Linked DNA regions of Mus musculus: region 2 is linked to region 1. A link is a loop called in an ENCODE intact Hi-C map of the cell type or tissue named here. Cell type or tissue: heart. All regions are shown on one strand. Each heading gives the region's core, and the rest is flanking DNA. Links, peaks and the distances in the headings are about the cores only. Region 1 overlaps Pum1 (pumilio RNA-binding family member 1). Region 2 holds the start of Pum1 (pumilio RNA-binding family member 1).

Region 1 (2,908 bases), core at 125-2,624:
TTGCATAACTTTAGTTTTTTTTTTTTTTTTTTTTGAGATTCAGTCTCTCTATAGCCATGGCTGTCCTGGGATCCTGCATAGCTCAAGCTTTTCTCAAACTCAAAGAGAAGTGCCTCCCTCTACCTGCCTCCTGAATGCCGGCCTACTGGCCAGGGTACTTCCTTATTTGCATAGCTTTAATGTAAGCCATTTTTAAAATTCACTAGTGTCTTATGTGTTGTTCTGAGGAAGACTTGAGACTGACTAGTTATAGGATTAAAGGTTACCTCAGTGTAGCTTTAGTTTGTCGAGGTATACAGAAACATTCATTTGGTAGAGGATTGGGTTTTAGTTTTGATCTGAGATCTCAGAAATTATTTACCCTGAAACCAGTCAAAGTCAGTCTGTCTGTCTGTCTGTCTGTCTGTCTCTCTGGCTGTGCTAGAACTCATGTAGACTAGGCTGGCTCAAACTTACAATGATTCTCCCTAGTTTTTTTTATCTGCTAAGGAACAGTGAAGGTTTTTTGTTGTTTAAATATAGCATTTGTTTATTTAATGTATGGGTGTTTGGCATGTATATAGACTATTGACTCTTGTCTGAGACTACATAAACAGCAGTAAAACTTGAAACAAAAAGAAAATAGTGAGATCTTTTGGTCTCTGAGGCTGCTCCCCCCCCCCCCTTTATCCTAGGAATGCAAAGACTTTTGTTCTGTAGATTTGTCTTACCCTCACATTCAGCTTTGCCCATAGCTTTTTTTTGGGGGGGGGGAGAGGGAGGCATGGAGTATATAACAAGAAACTGTTCTTTTATGATAACTTAGCATCTTTTCTTGTAACTTCCAAAAACCTGCATACTTACGTACGTACCTGTGTGTGTGTGTGTGTGGAGACCATACAGAGTTTTATCCTTTTGCTGTATGGGATCTGATTATAACAGTAAACTATTTTTTGCAAAAAACCCACTGAATGGTACTGTTGTGTTGTGTGGTTTAGAGCTTTTGGATCCGAAACATTGCCTTTTGTAAACTCACGTAGTGAGGGACATAGAAGAATCAAAGCATTTTGTCATAGATACCCAAACAGTATTTGTTGTGAATCCTCATATGACTTTGAAATATTTGCTGGATCTTCCCTGTCCTCCCTGTGAGTGAATCGTAATTAGCACAGTGCTCATCTGTGCTGTCCTGCCACAGGCACTTCCTAGTGCTCACAGTGTTCCTTTCCCAGTGTTGGTCACTGGCTCCTTTATGAATTCATGACAGTGGTAGCAGAACTCAGGTTTGCCACCAGAGGGCATTAGTGTAAGTTTTTAAGGATCTTTGGAAACTGTATAACTTAGCATCTTAGCAAGTGTTGCCAATTACCCAACTTTGTTTTAGGCACTCTTTCTAGTTAGTATTATATCAAAGAGAACATTACAAAATTGACGTAATCTAGTATATAATCAAATCTAATGGCTACAGATGTATAATTAGCTTTTGTTAAATTGTTTACTGCAAAATACTCTCATAAAGAAAATCTCCTTTTTTTTCTTATCACTAATTATTAAGTAGTCCTTAACCACAGACTACATGTTGCAAGGCTAATGTATGTGGTTCCTGTTAGAAGTAATGATCCTTACCTTGAAATGTGACCACATGAGGGTGGGGACTGCAGATTTAGGGAGGATTGCTCTTATGGTATTCACACATACGTGTTTTTGTGTGTGTTTACAGTGTATAAATACTGAGTACATAATGGATGTAGCGAGGAGAGTCTGGAGTGTTGTTGGAGTATGTTGGGATGCCCTCAGCAGTGACATTCTGCATGCACCCTTAGCTCCCAGTTGTATACCTGCCTGGAAGCCCAACAGTGGGACTTTTCATCGAGATGGGTTTGTTGAAGAGGGCTGTGAGGGTGGCATAGAAGCAAATGTGAGCATTGGTGAGAATGTGGCTGTTGCAGAAAGTTTTATTAGTTTTTTATGTGGCTTTTATCTTAGTTTTTATTTATCTGCTTTTTAAAATTTTTTTGGCACTTGTGATTGAACCCAGGGCTCAATACATGCTAAGTGAATGTTTCATCACTAAGCTATATTCCCAGCCTCTTTACTCCTGTGTGGACTGCCTCCATTTGCTAGAGACACCCATACACAAATGCAGCTTCTAAGACACACTGACTGACTAGCTCTCATTGTAGGGTAGACAAGTGTTTGGAAAGCTTGAGAAATTCATCTAGTCCCTGTATTTCACTGCTTGTTATTAGATGTGTATGAGGTTATGCCTTTTTATTTTATCAGCATCATGGTGAAGTTTTACTTTAACCTTGGAAAAGGAAAGCCAAAGGGGTTTTTTGATTTGTTTTTGTTTTTTAAAATCTGTATATGATATTGTTTCCTAAGGACCGGCAAGATCTTTTTCTTTTTTTTTTAAAGATTTAAAGTAAGATTCAGGTTGAAGTGGCCACTGGGATTCAACATATGCAGCTTTTTATGTAAAAATATTTGTAGGGACTTAGAGAGATGGTTCAACAGTTAAGAGCACTGGCTGCTCAGAGGATCCAGGTTAAATTCTCAACACCCACATGGCAGGTCACAGCTGTCTGTAACTCCTGTTCCAGGGGAGCTGACTCTCATGAATACAGGCAAACACCAATGTACATAAAAGAAAAATAAACTATCAAAATATTTTTAGACTTATGTGTATGAATGAATGTTTTGCCTGCATGTATGCGCATACACACACACACACACACACACACACACACACACACACACTACACCCCACACCCCACATCTTTACCTGGTGCACACATAGGTCCTGGGATTGATCCTGGAGCAAAAGCAGCAAGTGCTCTAATCAGCTGAACCATCTCTCCATAATTGTTTGAGACAGAGGTAGGGCGTAAGGCCACAGGATTAAATCTCTATTGTATACATTAACAGT
Region 2 (2,908 bases), core at 227-2,726, 76 kb before region 1:
AACAAAAAAAAAAAAAAAAAAAAAAAGAAAGTAAAGAATTAACTATGGCTCTCAGGACGAAAGCATGGAGCCCAGAGTTGTCTGGTAAGAAGCTAAAAGGTGTAATTTTCTCATATCTGTCATCTTTCTTCCTCCTGTGTGCTTGCATACTATGGCTATTCAGTACTGTCCAGGGCCTTGGCCTGATGGAGCTAAATGCATTATCTACTTGATTTCACAAAGCATTGTTAGCAGTGTGGGAAATGAAGGTTCAGTTAAGGAATTTCAGGTCTGGTTACAAGCTGGCTTTCTGAATAGAGTATGTTCTTGAGTTTGAATATCGAGACCTGGTGGGGGGGGATGTAGCTCAGTTGTTTGGTAGGGTGTTGCCTGGCATATGTGAAGTCCTACATTTGGTATGTCTGTAGTAACAGAAGGAAGGTATGGAAGTAGGCTCAGGGGGTCAAGGTAATCCTTAGCTACACAGTGAGTTTGAGGGCAGCCTGGCTCTATGACACCCTATCTCAAAAACAGAAATAAAAAAAAAAGCGAGGTGGTGGTGGCATAGGCTGTTAATCCCAATACTCAGGAGGCAGAGGTGGGGATATCTCTGTGAGTTCTGAGGCCAGCCTGGTTTACAATGGGAGTTCCAGAACAGCCAGGGCTACACAGAGAAACTCTGTCTTGAAAAATCAAAAAGAATTTAAAAAGCCTAAAAAACCTAAAAAAAAAAAAAAAAAAAAAAAAAAAAATTGAACGGTTCTTGAAGGCAGAGACAGGTGGATTTCAGTAGGTTAGAGAGCAGCCCAGCCAGAGCTACAACAAAAGACCCTGTCACAATAAAAACCAAACCAGGGCTGGAGAGAGGGCTCATTGGTTAAGAGCACTGACTGCTCTTCCAGAGGTACTGAGTTCAATTCCCAGCAACCACATGGTGGCTTACAACCATCTGTAATGGGATCTGACACCCTCTTCTGGTATGTCTGAAGGTAGGACAGTGTAATCACATACAAATGCATCTTTAAACCAACCAACCAATCAACTGAAATGGAGTGCTTGCAAACACCTCTGGCTTCTAGTTCTCAGCTTAATTTGCTTAGTTTCCATCTTGATATTTCTAATGACCTTTGAACAAGGGTCCTGCCATTGTCATTGCGCTCCAGATCCTGCAAATTAGGTTGAGGTCCTGCCCTCCATCAGCATGGTCGTTCTGTTGCTCTTTTCTTTTGTATGTTACACTGGGGAAACGAGGCAGGAAAAGATGCAAAAAGGCCAGGAGCCAGAGGGCTAGAAGGGGTTCGAACCCAGACACTGGCCAGGCTGTGCCAAGGTTCAGGCACAGCCCCAGGTTGGCGTCCCCTCCCCCCCACGGCAGCCCGGGCACTCCGTGCGCGCTCCCGTGCCTCCCACCCCGCTCCCTCCGCGGCGGCGGCGCGCGCTCGCCCCAGCGGGCGGGCACAGCGGTTGTGTGGCCTGCGAGTTTCCCCGAGTTCACACAGGCCCTGCCGTTGGCATGGCAACCGGGCAACCTGTTCCAGAGCCGCCCGCCCGCCCGCCCGCTCCGCACACGCCGCTGCCACCGCCGGAGCTGGGGCCGGCGCCGGCGCCGCTCCCATGATGCACCGCGTCAGCCCAGTCCCCAGTGGGCCGCCATGTTGTCGGAGTGAAAGGTAAGGGGGAGCGAGAGCGCCGGCGAGCGAAGATCGGGGGGCCGGAATCCATCTTCATCCTACCGCTCCGCCCGTGAGTATCCGCGCCCCGGTGGCCCCAAACCGTGCTCCGAACCCCCAGCGAGCCGATGCGCCTCTCGTATTGGCGTTTGGCAGCGGTTGGCGGGGCGAGAAAGGGCTTAGAGACGCCGCCGGGCCTGGCGGAGGCACCGCGCTCGCTCCGCTCGTACGTGTTTGGGAGGCGGCAGCGAGGCCCTATTGTTATCCGCGAGGAGGGGGTGGGGAGCGGGCCGCGGCCGGGGCCCGGCTCGCCCGCGGCTGCCGGCGGCTCCGTGCCTCCGTTCGGCCCTGCCGGGAGTCCCTAGAGGTTGGTGTTGCCGTTCGGCTCGGCTTCTTTTTTTTTTTTTTTCCTTCCTCCCCTGCATTTATTTATTTATTTTTTGGATGGATCTGAGCAGCCCCAGGTCCTCTCTTGTGGCCGCGGAGTGGAGATTCTGTGGTCCCGCGGGCTCCTTGGACTTGGCTGGAGCTTCCGTGGCAGCGCCGAGGGAGGAACAATACAAGGCTTTAGAAAGCGGGCGGTGGGCCACGGTCCTCGGGCGAGCCCCCCATGGTGGTGGGGGAGTGGGCGATCTTGCAAGCCTTGAAATATGGAGAGGTGACCATCAGGAAGTTTCGGATCGCTTTTTAAGCGCCTGGGTTCCTTGTGGCCTTTTGTTTCTGTGAGAGCTTGTGTGTGTTTTCCTCCCCCTTGAGGAGGGGGTGTTCTTCCTCTCTGATCCTCCCTGTGTTGGTGTGCTTCCCTCTCCAAGGGGCTTTCAGCAGGTAGTAGGACAAACATGTAGATAGCTACACAGTGCTACAGTTTCGGTCCTCACGAACGCGGTGGGTAAACATGGGTCATTTGTTTGACTCGTCAGTACCACTCCCACGTTAAGGGAGGAACACTCCAGTAACTTTTCTCCAGTGAAGCTCACCCCTCTTCCCAAGAGCTCCCCTCCCACATCGCGAGGAACTCCCACATAGATGACCAGAGAAGGCTTTATCCCCACCATAACTTTGAAGGATTGTTCGTTTTCATTGTGCAAATTACGATAACGCTTCGTTACACTTGATCATTTTGCTCACCCCATTAATTACTGGGATTATTAAGATGATTTATGAGGGCTTTTGGGCGTTCAGTTTTTAAAGCCAGTTACTTCTGAAGGTAGGATTGTAGCTTGAGCTGTTTGCTTTGGTGTAAAAGTTACTAATGTGGC

The links. Peaks named below come from ENCODE experiments on the same cell type or tissue, not always from the same donor. Only the 100,000 strongest peaks of a DNase experiment are listed, where the experiment ranks them.
Region 2: it touches region 1 in a loop (2.7-fold over the local background); 3 of 42 quality-filtered maps call a loop at or near these places.

The regions. Positions count from the first base shown.
Region 1 is chr4:130,737,492-130,740,399 of GRCm38, forward strand. The region is part of intron 7 of Pum1 (pumilio RNA-binding family member 1); the gene reads left to right. Among named protein-coding and RNA genes, the nearest start is that of Snord85, 11 kb to the right of the region's middle. In heart, for the core only: a CTCF peak has its summit at 1,268 (motif pointing right); no DNase peak of the experiment used is centred there.
Region 2 is chr4:130,661,746-130,664,653 of GRCm38, forward strand. Pum1 (pumilio RNA-binding family member 1) reads left to right here and starts at 1,576. Exons shown (of 22, transcript NM_030722.3): 1 at 1,576-1,722. In heart, for the core only: no CTCF peak of the experiment used is centred there; DNase peaks (open chromatin) are centred at 1,506 and 2,336; H3K4me3 peaks cover 1,798 bases; H3K27ac peaks cover 1,744 bases.